Regions from separate parts of the Homo sapiens genome. Here all the other regions are linked to region 4. A link is a contact called in ENCODE Hi-C or POLR2A ChIA-PET data. All regions are on one chromosome and are shown on one strand. Each heading gives the region's core, a stretch centred on a gene start or an enhancer-like site at or near the end of the contact. The rest is flanking DNA. Distances are from core to core; before and after follow the strand shown.

What was found. Hi-C counts contacts between places; a loop is a spot of excess contacts on that map. ChIA-PET counts read pairs that join two places held with the same protein, here RNA polymerase II (POLR2A). Pooled maps may share reads with other maps.
Region 1: a pooled map shows a loop between it and region 4 (3-fold over the local background). The contact joins the enhancer-like site here to the promoter of SLC60A2 in region 4. A Hi-C loop is called at or near these places in 6 of 50 pooled maps. POLR2A ChIA-PET finds 5 or more read pairs at or near these places in 2 of 52 experiments (T-cell and activated CD4-positive, alpha-beta T cell).
Region 2: a pooled map shows a loop between it and region 4 (2.6-fold over the local background). The contact joins the enhancer-like site here to the promoter of SLC60A2 in region 4. A Hi-C loop is called at or near these places in 4 of 168 maps with a recorded cell type or tissue (CD14-positive monocyte, Panc1, mammary epithelial cell and 1 more) and 4 of 50 pooled maps. POLR2A ChIA-PET finds 5 or more read pairs at or near these places in 1 of 52 experiments (activated naive CD4-positive, alpha-beta T cell).
Region 3: a loop to region 4 is called in a pooled map, with 9 times the contacts of the local background. The contact joins the enhancer-like site here to the promoter of SLC60A2 in region 4. A Hi-C loop is called at or near these places in 3 of 168 maps with a recorded cell type or tissue (CD4-positive, alpha-beta memory T cell, CD8-positive, alpha-beta T cell and PC-9), 2 of 37 single-sample maps with no recorded cell type and 17 of 50 pooled maps. POLR2A ChIA-PET finds 5 or more read pairs at or near these places in 2 of 52 experiments (CD8-positive, alpha-beta memory T cell and MCF 10A).

The regions. Positions count from the first base shown.
Region 1 is chr6:111,749,320-111,752,665 of GRCh38, forward strand. The region is part of intron 3 of FYN (FYN proto-oncogene, Src family tyrosine kinase); the gene reads right to left. Among named protein-coding and RNA genes, the nearest start is that of FYN, 120 kb to the right of the region's middle. RefSeq lists an enhancer at 1,649-2,221. Within about 2 kb of position 1,977, at least 7 of the 41 ENCODE cell types and tissues checked have a DNase peak (open chromatin) inside an H3K27ac peak, as active enhancers do.
Region 2 is chr6:111,661,455-111,664,778 of GRCh38, forward strand. FYN (FYN proto-oncogene, Src family tyrosine kinase) reads right to left here. Exons shown (of 14, transcript NM_002037.5): 14 at 1-493. The coding sequence ends at 285. Among named protein-coding and RNA genes, the nearest start is that of TRAF3IP2, 57 kb to the left of the region's middle. RefSeq lists enhancers at 1-591, 592-1,273, 1,274-1,955. Within about 2 kb of position 1,922, at least 18 of the 41 ENCODE cell types and tissues checked have a DNase peak (open chromatin) inside an H3K27ac peak, as active enhancers do; they include psoas muscle, where a contact is called at or near this core.
Region 3 is chr6:111,722,369-111,725,899 of GRCh38, forward strand. The region is part of intron 3 of FYN (FYN proto-oncogene, Src family tyrosine kinase); the gene reads right to left. Among named protein-coding and RNA genes, the nearest start is that of TRAF3IP2, 120 kb to the left of the region's middle. Within about 2 kb of position 2,268, at least 6 of the 41 ENCODE cell types and tissues checked have a DNase peak (open chromatin) inside an H3K27ac peak, as active enhancers do; they include CD8-positive, alpha-beta T cell, where a contact is called at or near this core.
Region 4 is chr6:111,258,013-111,261,281 of GRCh38, forward strand. SLC60A2 (solute carrier family 60 member 2) reads left to right here and starts at 1,327. Exons shown (of 4, transcript NM_153369.4): 1 at 1,327-1,715. The coding sequence starts at 1,689. SLC60A2-DT (SLC60A2 divergent transcript) reads right to left here and starts at 1,200. Exons shown (of 3, transcript XR_001743807.2): 1 at 1,112-1,200. RefSeq lists enhancers at 977-1,036, 1,357-1,436.

The sequences.
Region 1 (3,346 bases), core at 727-3,226, 490 kb after region 4:
TGATAATCATGTTTATGATACACAGACTGAGCTGCCCTACGGAAAAGAGGATGCTTGCTCTATGTACCCCAATGAGTGGGTTTTACTTGACAAGATTATATTAGTAATTGGTAATTACTTTTGCACCAGCCGAATACTTCTAAGATGGAAAAACTTAAATGCACCTTAATAATCCAACAAAAGCTTATTAAAACATGAACACAAAATATTCTAAAATATCCTCCCCTGAGGGAGGGAGAACAGAACCTGGTCCTCTTTTAGTTCAGGTTCTACCCTATTTCTTTTCATGTTCAAAGCATGTAATTATCTGCTAGAAGTTATTCTGCATCTCCCAGGCAAATTATATACTTTTTGCATGATTGTAGAGTTTCTCCTTTTTCTTTTCCTTAAAAGGTAAAAAACTTAAATGTAGATAACACAATTATAATAGGGTAAAACTTTCAGCACAATGCTAGATAAAAACAAATATTTTAAATAAATATATGTTCAAAATATATGTTCAAAATCTGTGTGTGGAAACAAATATGGAATTAAGAAATGACAGGGATAAATGACCTACATGATGGAAAACTCGCTTATGATGGAGACCTCTAGGAAGACTGCATGATTTCTCCTGGAAAAAAAAAAAATCCCATAATTTGCATCCCCACATCTGTAGAATTTCCCTGTTACATCCAGTTTAAGTCTGACATCTTTAACTTCTGATCCAAGAGTGACAGCATGTACAACTGCTACTAACATATATGTCCGTTTTGAAGTAGCTCCTGCCTTTATGTACTTGGCTCCAGATTCCTTCCATTCTGACTTTCTGCAACATAACCGATACAGTTTGCATGTATGTCTCCGTCCAAATCTCATGTCGAATTATAATCCCCAACTTTGGAGGTGAGGCCTGGTGGGAGGTAATTGGGTCATGGGGGTAGTTTCTCATGAATGGTTTAGCACCATCCTCCTTGGTACTGTCCTCATGACAGTGAGTTCTTGTGAGATCTGGTTGTTTAAAAGTGGGTAGCACCTTTCTCCTAGCCCTCTCTCCTGCTCCCACCATGTGAGATGCCTCGCTTCCCCTTTGCCTTCCGCCATGATTGGAAGCTTCCGGAGGCCTCCCTGGAAGCAGAAGCCGCTATGCTTCCTGTACAACCTGCAGAACCACGAGCCAATTATACCTCTTTTCTTTATAAATTACTCAGTCTCAGGTATTTCTTTACAGTAATGTGAGAATGAATTAATACAATGACCATAAATGCCTGTAATAGAGGTAACCAAGTAAATATTTGTTGAGAAAAGAAATTTTAGGGATGCAGGCTCTTCCTCTCTCCTCCTTTCCTCATTTTCTTCCCTCCTTTCCTTTCTTTGTTGGCCAGACCACCTAGATTCATGCCAGTACAATTCATGTCATTTTTTTTTTTTTTTTTTTACTAACATTGAAGGCAAGTTGGGAAATTTTGACTGAATTGCTGAAACAAAGGGCATGCGTTCCCGCCATTCCATACTTCTAAGGAACTTATTTTAAAAAGCAAGAAAGGGGCAGCAAAGTCACAGAACAATGAAAGGACACAATGGCCACCTTCACTTTTGTTGAGACTGGAGAGATGGGAGTCGTAGACATGAATGAGTGCAAGCCTCAGTGGGTCTATTGTGCAAAATAAGTTTTACTTGAAAATGGAAAAAATGACCCTGCATTTCTCTTTGCCATTATCTACAGAGTCACACTGGAAAAAAACACCAAGAGAAGCAAAGCAAAAAGAATAGTTTCTATTGGCCTTTCCTTGGCATTGTATACTTTTATTCCTTTATTCTTTTCTTGCTCAACCTCATTCCCAACTATTTTACTATTTTGGGGGCACTGGGGACAGAACTTCTGGGAAACATAACACGCATTAGTCCATTTGTTTTCTCTGTGAATTCTTTTCAGCATCTTTGTGTAGCAACAGGAAGGATGTGGGCTCCCTTTCAGATTCAAATGAGGCAAATCAGCCCTGGCTCAGGTTGACAACATCATGTTTATGTTACACTGTGGCCTCAGAACGCCAGAACTGCTGTCTCTAGGTAGAATGGCCATTTTGTCCTGGGGCTTAATGTCTATTTTTAACATCAGATCCCTAGCCCATGTCTCACAAAAACAACAAACAATTAACAACAAAAACCCCCCAAAACTGCTGACACAGTATAACTACAGCATACTATTTTATTAAGAGAATTCTGAGTTTTAGAGTTGAAAAGATCAGTGTTTTCAAGGTATTCAGAGATATTTTAAATCATATAGGACAGATGTGCAGAAGTGGCAGTGTCTCCATTCAAATTCTTTCTTTTTTTTTTTGAGACAGCATCTTGCTCGGTCATCTAGGCTGGAGTGCAGTGGCACAATCACAGCTCCCTGCAGCCTCAACCTCCTGGGCTCAAGCTATCCTTCTACCTACGCCTCCCAGTACCTGGGACTACAGTTGTGCACCACCACATGTAAATAATCTTTTTTTTTGGTAGAAACAAGGTCTCACTATGTTGCCCAGGCTGGTGTTGAACTCCTGAGCTCAAGCAACCCTCTTGCCTCGGCCTCTCAAAGTGCTGGGATTACAGGCATGAGCCACCATGCTTAGCTTCAGATATTTCTTAAGCTTTTAGAATGTGGTAGGAAAATCCTACCATGTATTTTTCTCAGATTTATATTCCTAAGCATGTAAATCAAGGAGTAATAAATTTATAATATAAACAAATATAAGACTTTATTTTATAAAACTGGATGTTTATTACTAAGGCTTCTACCAAAAGTTCAAAGCAAAACCATGGAAGAGAATGTGGAGTGGTGCTAGACAAATATGTTAATACTGAATTTGGGAACTGAGTCTATTATTAATTCTATTAGTCCAACTTCGTGATCTTGGCAAGTTATTTATCCTCTCTTAAACCTCAACTCCATCCATTCCTCCATCTATCCATCTACCCATGATCCATCCAACAAATACATCCTCTCTACTAAATGCTCAGCCCTTGGTGAATTAAAAAGATGAATAAGCTATCAGCCCACTGGAGCAGCTTTTGATAAAACAAGTGTACAAATAATTCTATGCAAGACAATTGTCAGTTGGAAGTTGTAGGGTGCTAACAGGAGCTTAGTGGAAAAAGAAGTCACTTCCAATGGAGAGATCAGTCAAGGCTCCATTGAGGAGAGACATTTTGTTGTTTGAGAAAGAAGCAAGATTTCTAAATCTAGAGCAGGGTTGAGACATTCCTGGCCACAGGAAAAGCCAGGGCAAAGATGGGCATCAGGGAGGCATGGAAGACATTTAGGGAAGAGTGACAAGTCCACCAGGTGGAATAGGGTCTGAGTGGGGAGGCAGTGGCTCCT
Region 2 (3,324 bases), core at 672-3,171, 400 kb after region 4:
ATTTACACTGAACAGAGGTTTGGCCTTTTACATAACATCGATACAATGCATTTTCCAAAGTCTGAGAAATAACAAGGTTCTGTCTCGAATGCTTCACAGAGGAGGTTCGGATTTGGGGACAAGTGTCATTAATGAGGGCCATGGAAGTTCGTCAGCTTCAGAGTCACATGCAATCTGATCCTGGGCGGTTCCGCTGCTGGGGAGCAGCTGGCTACGGAATTGAAAGCTAATGGGGAGGGGTGGGGCAGCCTCTGGGACAAGGCCTCTCTCCGCAGACCCGGGCCTTACAGGTTTTCACCAGGTTGGTACTGGGGCTCTGTCGCGGTAAAGTAGTCTTCCAGGAAGCTCTGCAAGTACTCAAAAGTGGGGCGTTCTTCAGGGTCCTTTTTCCAGCAGTGGATCATGAGCTCATGCAGAGAGATGGGGCAGTCCTGCGGGCAGGGCATCCTGTAGCCTCGCTCCACCTGCTCCAGCACCTCCCGGTTGTTCATGCCTGCAAAGACAAGCGCAGTGAGAGTGGGCACCCCGGGGATCCAGGCCCTGACCGCCGCACTTGCAGATCCCCTTTCTTCTTCTTTGCGTCTGCATGTGGCTAAAACATGCGGAGTACTCCCATCCCCCCAGGAGTCAAACCCTGCCATGCTACTCAGGAGTAAAGAAGGAGTGCAGAACTGAGACATGAAAAATTCAGAATGACTCTCAAAACATGATAAGTGAAGGAAGCCAGACACAACAGGCAACATACGGTATGATTTCATTCATGCGAAATTCTAGAAAAGGCGCAACTACATCTATAGAAAGCAGATCAGTGGCTGCCTGGGGGAGGGGAGGAATCCCTGCCAAGGGGCCAGAGGGAACTCCAAGTGGGATGGGAATGTTCTGTCAGGGTCAACGGGTCAACAAACTTTTCCTGTAAAAGGCCAGACAGTAAATATTTTTGGCTTTGCGGGTCACATATGATCCCTGTCTTCTTCTTTTTAACAACCCTTTAAAAACGTACAAAACAAACACAGGTTGGGAGCCAGACCTGCCAACCCCTGTTCTATATTATGTATGGGGTGGTGTGACTGTTTATGTTTGTCAAAACTCAATAAACTGCATCCTTAAAATTGTTGAATTTTATTGTGTGTAGATTATACTTCAATTAAACTGACAACAATATATGAATAAAGCAGACAAAAAAATCCACACAGAATGAAAGCATGCTGCCCCTTGTTTATAGCATTTATAAACTCCATTTATGAACTTCATAAATTCGTTTTCTTCATGCCTGGGCAAACTCTTAGTTCCCCACTGTTGGAGATCTGCCATCATGCCAGCGTGGCTGGGCACTGTCTGGCCCTGCAACCCCACAGTGCCCTGAGGTTTGGTGAATTTGATGGGGAGATAGACCATGTCCGGGGCCTATCTCTACTGATGACTTCAGCCAGGCCATCCATCATTTGAGGTTTTTCTGACTCTTGGGAAGCTGTTGAAACACTGGGCTGCATAGCACTAACAGAAGACAGATCGCTAACTCCTCAGAGAGTGCGGCCTCCTGCACACTGGCTGCCTTAACACTACAGGAACTACCATGCTTAGGGGGTGGCCAGTGTCCTGACCTCCTCCCAACTACTGCCAGCCACTATTCTCTAGTTTTGCTTCCCTTTTTCATTGTATCACCTTCTGCCAGCTCCCCGTCAAGCTGTGCTGTGCTTTGGTTGCTTCCTGGCCGGTGAGGCTGTCATCTGGAATCCTCCCCAGTATCTGACCCGGTTAATTTGCAGGAGCAAGAACCCGATGTCAAGCCATATAGAAACCAAGATTTCTTCCCCTATTTCCCAGGGCTACAGCCAGCAGGAGCACACACCATATGCATGGAGCTTCCTTTACTTCTAGGGGAGGTGGCGACCCGTTAGCTAGAAACTTGTCAGCACAGCCAGAGGCGCTGGGCCAGAGCACAGCCTGTCCCCCTGCAGAGGGAACACTCGGACTTCGGGGTCTGTTGCCAGTCCTCTTGGTTGTGTTGTTACTTGTGGAGCTGAGTGTATCCTGGCTCCTCCTGGCTGTCAACCACAGCCTGTCAGTCACATGTCTCTCCAGACCTTTTCAGGATGCTTTCTTATTCTCTGCCATTATCATTTCTTGAGGTAATAAAAATTCACATATTGTTTCTGCTGTACTGAAGTAGGCCTTCAATGCAATTATTGTAAAATAACCTCACTCACGTGTCAGGGCGACCCCTTATTTTAGGGAGAGAGGTTTGGTGAAGGAGTCAGGGTCCCTGCCTCTGTGCCATGCATGCCTTTACCAGCGACTTCCTCAGTTGCATGGGAGGAGTGAGAGGCAGCGCTGTGGCTAATTAGCCTACATCCTCCTCCAATGGCTGAAAATGGGGGATGGGGGCGGGGAGCTGGAAGCAAGGGAGGAACTGGAGCATGCTCGGGAATGAAAGGCAGCCTCCTCCGGCTCTAGATAAACGCGGACAGAGGCCAGCATTTCCTTCTCCACAATTCCACCATCCAACGAGCTCTGAACACCATCAAGTTTTTGTAACTCACTTGACTACAGAACTGATCTGAACTGACCTCATCTGGCCACAAAACCTGAACTGATTACGAGGCTATTTACTGTTTTTATTTCTTCATACATATTGCCCAGAAAGATTAGGAAGAGTGTGTAATCACGTAGCAGAACTGGCACTCTCCAAAGCATTTGCCTTGCCGCATCTTTTAGTACTGTCCTTGGTTTCATATTTCAGCAATGACAGAGCTTGGACCAGCAGAAATCTCCCTTGTCTCTGTCCCTTCCAGGAGTCCACAGGAACTGAGGGGAAACAGGCAGAAGGGCCTGACAGATCCTTCTGGGTGCGGTTACAGCCCCTGAAACGCCTCCTAATGCTTGACTCTGGCTCTGAGTGCCTCCCTCCAAAATGGCAGCACAGAGTTTAATTAATCACTCTCCTATTGCTCCACAGAGCGCATGTCAGTACATGTTTCATTTCATTAAAAAACAAACTACTCAAATGGAAAGATTTCACTTAAAAAAAAAGTTTTCATCCAATGTCTGCCAATGGAAAGTTTAATTGGCCACTGGGTCATTTTTCCAGTGCTCGGTCCAAGCCTCAGACACAGCACACTTGGTGATGTGAACCTCAACATGTAGCGTCTCCCGAGGCAGTCTTTCCTGGGCATTTGGAGCCAGGGGACAGGGCATAAGCTGGCCCATGCAGGGTCCTGGCAGACCCACATGGTCAGGCTCCTTCTCGCTCTCCCCTTTCCTGTCTGCACCCCTCCGCTCTTCCCCACTCCTCTTCTTCTCCTGCTTTCTTCTGCCCAGACCTCT
Region 3 (3,531 bases), core at 1,018-3,517, 470 kb after region 4:
CAAGCTATTTCCAAGGCATGATGTACTAAAGGAATTTCATCATTTGTTGTTGATGTTGCTTCATCAGACTGATAACTTGCTCATATAATATTAACTCTTTCGTGGTGGAAAGTTGCTCCACATTTCTGCAAAGACCAGACAGAAAACACTTCTTGTCCCAGATGTTTTTTCTTTTTTTCCATGAATTTCACTGATCTACTGTAATTAGAGAATGTGAGACCTGAATCACAGACTCATATCACTTACAGCAGTGGTTCTCAGCTGGGGGTAACTTTACCACTCCCCTGCAAGAGACATATTGGGCAATGTCTGGAGACATTTTGGGTTGTCACACTCAGAGGGGAGGGATACTCCTGATACCTACTGGGTAGAGGCCAAGAATGCTGCTAAAACTTCCTGCAATGCACAGGACAGCCTCCTACAAACAAGAGTTACCTGGCCCCAAATGTTAATAGTGTCAAGGTCAAGAAATCCTGATTTACACGAAGGAAAGAATTTATATCTACATCTTTGAAGCAGTTTAACAGCTGTTTCCCTTACATGGATGTGATTAACATGCAACCCATCATGCTTTCTTCAGGCGAACAGGCATGTTAGGTAGAAGCAGGCAGTTTTAAAGAGTGACATGAAGTGCTCTGATTTTCTCTAGAAGCTTGTGCACTGTGATAGAGAAACAGAACCTGGAAGTAATGAGAACACTCATTGCAAACCACTCTTCCAACTCCAGCAAAACAAAATAAGCCCCATATAAGAACCCTGAAGAAAACAGGATCCTACATTTAACCAAACTAAGAAAAAATAATCTTTCAAAATCCACTTTAAAAAAGAAATATACTATAATAAGCAACTAGCAGCTTATCTATAATTTTATGAAGTAATAGAGAAGAAAAATCATCAGCTCCTTGAAGGCAGGAATTTTTGTTTTTTTTTAACTGCTGCATCTTGCGTGGCCAGAACAGTGCCTGGCACACAGTAGTCACTCAATAAATATTAGTTAAATAAATAAATTAAAAATAATCAAAATCATTTTGGAGAAAACAATCCTCTTTTATAGAAGAGACAGCACCATCACCACTTCACGCATTTGACATTCTGAGTTAAGTAATGTTTCTATACAGATCTTGCTTACTCTTTTCTCTTCAATGACACATAGGAAGAAGTGAAAATAAATCAGTAAATGCAGTTTCAAGTCATTAAAAGTTAATCACAATGAAAATATTTATGTAGGAACTTGTGGTCTTCTTTCTCCCCCGTGGGGCAGTCAGACTAACTGCTTCGTGACAGAAGAGTCAGAAGACGCTACATGAGCTGTATTCAGTGTGCCCAGGCTCCTTGCTACAAGGCAAACTTTTGATCATTCATGCTAAAATAAAAGTATCCTTTATTATGCAGAGTTATGTGCTGTGGCTTTAATGTCCAATGCTGTAAGTGCATCGTGACATAGAATGTACTAATTCACTTGCTATAGATCTCTGGGGCACCGGGAAACACTGAATGATGCCATCGTGAATGTGGAGCCCTGGAGTTACTCTGATCAGGAAAATACCACATGCCATGAACTCATGGCTATAGTCTTCTGCAAGTTATCATGCCTAGAAAAACTGGTGAAGGGCATTTTCACCAATTGGATCCTGTGCCTGTGATCAAGGTGTCTGGATTACAGCTGTGAAGCCTCTATTCTCCAATCCTTTTGCAAAGGGAGGGGCCCTTTTTCTACTAAGCAAATAAAACTTGATCTATTTAAAATTTCCCTAGTCCTGTGGTTCTTTACAGATGTGCCAATAGTGTTAAGCAACCTGGGAAGAATTGCCGGACACAGGATTCAAGGAACGCCGCACCCTGCTCCCATAAGCAGGGCAGACATTATCAACAGATCACAGCCCTTTCTGCTGCCATGCTATGGGAGATATGCTTCTCCACATAGCCCTGTAGTGATTGACGGAAACTGACCTAAAGGATAGATTCAATCCTTTACTACCACAGGCACAGGGTGCTTCGATCCAAGATGAGTCTGGTTGAACATACACTCCCTCCTCCTGATGTAGACAGACCACAGTCCAGTCTACAAGATGCACATTAAACACAGACACATTCATATTTCGTCATGTGCCAATCAATAAAGCAATGCCAGTAAGCCCAAGTTATAAGCTTGCAGGACGTGTGATAAGATTTCAGGTGTGTGCAGGAGCTAGGTACCAAAATGGGAAAAAGGCCACTGGCAGTCTTCTGCACAAGCAAATTACTTTCTCTTGAGACACATACACTTGCAGGCAGAGGAGGAATGGCAGGAAGAGGAAGTGAAACCGACAACAAATAACTTTAATTTCAGGGGTGTATGCTCTTTTGTCTCAGAAGCCAACCTAGGTGGGTGTGAAGAAGTGACAGCCCTTAGGCATAATCCCTGCTTCTGACAGCCTCCAGCAGACTTTGGAGAGTGACAGGTAAAGCCACATTTGGCCCGTACTTAGAGGTGGCATGTTTCCTGGTATCATAATGGAAGTATAAGAACAAGGAAGGGAACTGAACTAAGAACCTAGAAACCAAATGCAAGCAACTGAGATGGGGGCAGTTGAAAAAAGAATTTAAAGCTGAACTGCAGATCAACTGCATGGTTTCACACTTTTCTCGGAAAAAAGCAAAAACTGGAAGCTTATCAAGCAAACACACTTTTTCAGTCAGCAGGAATAGCATTAGGAAAAGGATAAGATGTGGCAGAGACACATCTGAAATTATTTGACTTCAGGATAGAAGATTCATGGCAGAGGGCTCTTGATCCTCGCAAAATTAGAAACACCCATAAGAATCTACTTGGGGACTTTTGCTACATTCTCAGTGGAGAGAGTTAATCCATTGAAAGCCTAGGAAAGCCTTCTTTAGTTTTCCCCTGTCATTACTGGGAGCAGAAGGACATTCAGAGACAGTTGAGTACCACATCAGCAGCAATGAGGTTGGGCCACAGAAACTGTCACCCAAATTTCCTAATTTCCCAGCACCTTTCAATCCTTTACAATGGGGCTTTTCTCCTCTGTAGCATACTGCATCAGATGATCCTGACACCCCATGAGAGAGTGCAGGCAGTGCTGCCTTCTGGGGACAGACGGGACAGAAGGGCCAGGGAGGACTGGGGAGGCTGGACAGAAAGCAGGGCTATGCTGGCCACTCTTGGGATCACAAGCATTTCCCAAGGTACTGAAGCAGAGAAAAAGTCACTGCTGGGTTGGCCCTCTGGAGATGTTAATACTTGAGGGATGAAACACTTTCAGCACTGATGCTGGGTTCAGCCAATGGCCCCAGCCCAGCTATGAAAAAAAGCATGCAGGACTCTGCCAATGTGGGAAAGTCCTCTCTTTGCTGCCAACTGGAGGGAGTGAAAATATGTGCCTTGCTAAATGACATTGTGGTAGGGAGAATTCTGAGCTGTCCCCCAGGACTCCTACTCCCGGTGTATGTGCCCTGCAAATCCCTAGGATTTATGAATGATGGGGTAGTCACTCCATCATCGGGTTGTTATTTGGCACAGCCGACTTTGAG
Region 4 (3,269 bases), core at 77-2,576:
GATTCCGTCTCAAATAAATAAATAAATAAATAAATAAATAAATAAATAAATAAATAAAAAAGAAATGCTTGGCGGGGCATGGTGGCTCATACCTGTAATCTCAGCACTTTGGAAGGCCAAAGGCAGGCGAATCACTTGAGGTCAGGAGTTCGAGACCAGCCTGGCCGACATGGTGAAAACTCGTCTCTACCAAAAAGCGCCACAACACTCCAGCCCGGGCGACATAGGCTCTGTCTCAAAAAAGAAAACAAACAAACAAAAAAAAAAGTGGGGGTGCGGGTGGGGGGAAGACTTAATGACTAAACGAATAAGTCTGGAGAGACGGGTTGCAAGGGATGATGAGACTAAGGTTTGTAGTCTGGGAGCCTAAGTGGATGAAAGTTGGAAGAATCAGGTGGAAAAGAACATTTCAAATAGACCACAAAGAAAAGTATATAACATTTTGAGGCTGTGGTACGCTTTGTTAAAGAGCAAAAGGAAAACAATTCCTCAAATCAGGGGGGAGGGATAGCATTAGGAGATATACCTAATGTTAAATGACGAGTTAATGGGTGCAGCACACCAACATGGCACATGTATACATATGTAACTAACCTGCACGTTGTGCACATGTACCCTAAAACTTAAAGTATATAAAAAAAATTCCTCAAATCGATGCCACGCTCCACTTCTTTACAACGATGGAATTATTTCAGGAATTGGAATTATTTCAGGAATTGTGTTTGAAACCACAGCTTTGGATCCCGATTTCTTTCTTGAGCTACTGTTACACTGTTTATATACGGCCACTAATTCGATGACTGAGCTTGGGCAGATTGTTAATTATTTTCTATGACTTAATCTTTCTATCTGTACAACGGGGATAACGTGGAATTTGGAGTGTTGTGAGGGTTGAGATAATATACGTGATAACTTACACAATGACGTTCAACAAATACTTGTGGAGTGAAAGATGCGCGATTCATTGACAGATCTCAGGGATTTCAGAAAGCTGTATAAGGACCAGCTCTTCAGGCTCCCTTCGCTCCCCAGGAGACCGGGGAGCCGGCGCGAGGCGCTACAGTGTAATTCTTGGCCCCTTTTCCTCATAATGGTTTGGCCGCATTTTTACCTCTTGATTTCCCTGGTCCCAGGCTGCAACTTCAGCTCGCTCCGCCATGGGGCGCACGTCCGCCAGCCTCTGTGAGCTCAGCTAAGTATGATGCCTAGGCTAGAGAGCTACGTCCGGTCTCCTAGGCAACCATATCAACTTCCGGCTTGAGGCACGATAGCGGTTGGCGAGAGGCCACATTTCCGCCACGTGACCCGCGCATGCGCCTGCTTGCTGGAGAGCGAGCGTCTTTTGCCACGAACACCTGCGGCGTGCCGAAGTTCCTCTTCTCTGCCCCGGTTCCGGGCGGTCCGCTGGGAGGTGGCGCCCGGAGGGACACCCGTGCCTGGGGTCGGGGCCAGTGCTCTTCTCGGAGCTCCAGAAGTTCTGCTGAGAAGCGCGGCGGCAGCAAGACGACTTCTCCGGAGCCGCCGAGCTGGAGTTAGAGGTGGAGCTCCGTGGGGCCGGGCCCCCGGCTGCGGGGCAGCGGCTCCTGCAGGCGGAGGCCCCGGCGGAGAATGAGCCGGAGCCGGAGGTGGTGGTGGTCTCCTGGCAGAGCGGTGGGACCGGGAGCAAGCTGCGGTGGTTCACCACCTTGATGCTGTGTGCCTCCTTCCTGGGGCTGGTGAGAGCCGGGGCTGCAACACTCCCAGGCCGGGGCGTTCGAGTCTTGCCTTCGCCACTTGCAAACTGACCTTGGGCGCGTTACCTAATCTGACTGGGCCTCAGTTTCATCATCTAGAAAATGGGCACAATTCTAATCTTGGAGGAAATAGATTTTCTGAATACGTCTTTCAGCTCCAGCAAGCTTTTTTTTTTTTTTTTTTTGACGGAGTCTCGCTCTGTTGCCCAGGCTGGAGTGCAGTGGTGCGATCTCGGCTCACTGCAACCTCTGCCCCCAGGGTTCAAGCGATTCTCCTGCGTCAGCCTCCCGAGTAGCTGGGATTACAGGCGCCTGCCACTAAGCCCGGCTAATTTTTGTATTTTTAGTAGAGACGGGGCTTCGCCATGTTGGCCAGGCTGGTTTCAAACTCCTGACCTCAGGTGATCCGCCCACCTCGGCCTCCCAAAGTATTGGGATTACCGGCGTGAGCCACGGCGCCCGGCCCGGCAAGCCTTCCTACGTCTCCTTCGTCGGATGGGAAGGTTGCAAGAGGGGTTCACCAGGTCTTTGGCCGCTGCTCTCCGCACCCACCCACTCAACCCCCAAATTATTACACAGAAAAACTACTTTTCTGGAATTTCTTCCTGGTGATCTGACCAAATTCAGCCAACCGCTTAATTTTGCAGATAAGGAAATAGGCCCGGAGGGGAAAGTGACTTTCTGGATCACACAGCTGGTTAAGTGATAGAGCCAGAAATATGTCTTTTACTCTGCCCACCATCCTATTTATTAATAAAACCAACCTTTAGATTCTTAAATGTTTTTCTTGGAGCAAAGGGCAAGCCTAGAGGCGCCTTTTGCCAAACCCCTGGGTCGCCACTCAATTCACTTTTCGGAAACCTCCTCCTTATCACTTGATAATTATGATCCTGGGGGAGTTGAGAGGATGAGTCCTCCCAAGAGTCATGTGTGGTCACTTACCATCTCAGGGACTCTGAGCCACAGTTGTTTCTTAGAGTATTTTGATTGGGGGCGGTGGGGAGGGGTGAAGAAAGAAATCACTTCAGACTTTTGGTGAGTCGTCACTGACTTGTCCGGTCCTGTTGTAAATCCTTTGAAGACATGAACTAATTTGATTAGATTCTGTGCTCAGGCTTCTCTCGAAGTACGAGGTGCTTGCTGTGCACCTGGGCCCATAGTGGTCCGTGGTCTTGGACTGTTACGAGTTGGGCAGGGGGCGCACCCCATGCATTTAGAGCAGAGCAGGGCAATTAGAATCAGTTATTCTGGAAATGTAGACTGATTGGAAACATTTTTTTCTTTAAATGTCCAATGAATTTCCTCTGAAAGTCAATTGTAATCCTTACCTCTTGCTGACACTGCATTGAGTAAAGTTTTATTGTTAAAGTCATTCTGTACTTGGGCGTGTAATATTTTTTAAGCAACCTTTACTGACTAATTCTGATGGCGTGGAAGAAAAGTGTAGATTTAGAAACATTTAAATTGTTTATCTCCTGTATGTTTTATATGTATAGTTCAGGGGAAGGACTCCATGTGCATCCAGAAATATTGCTG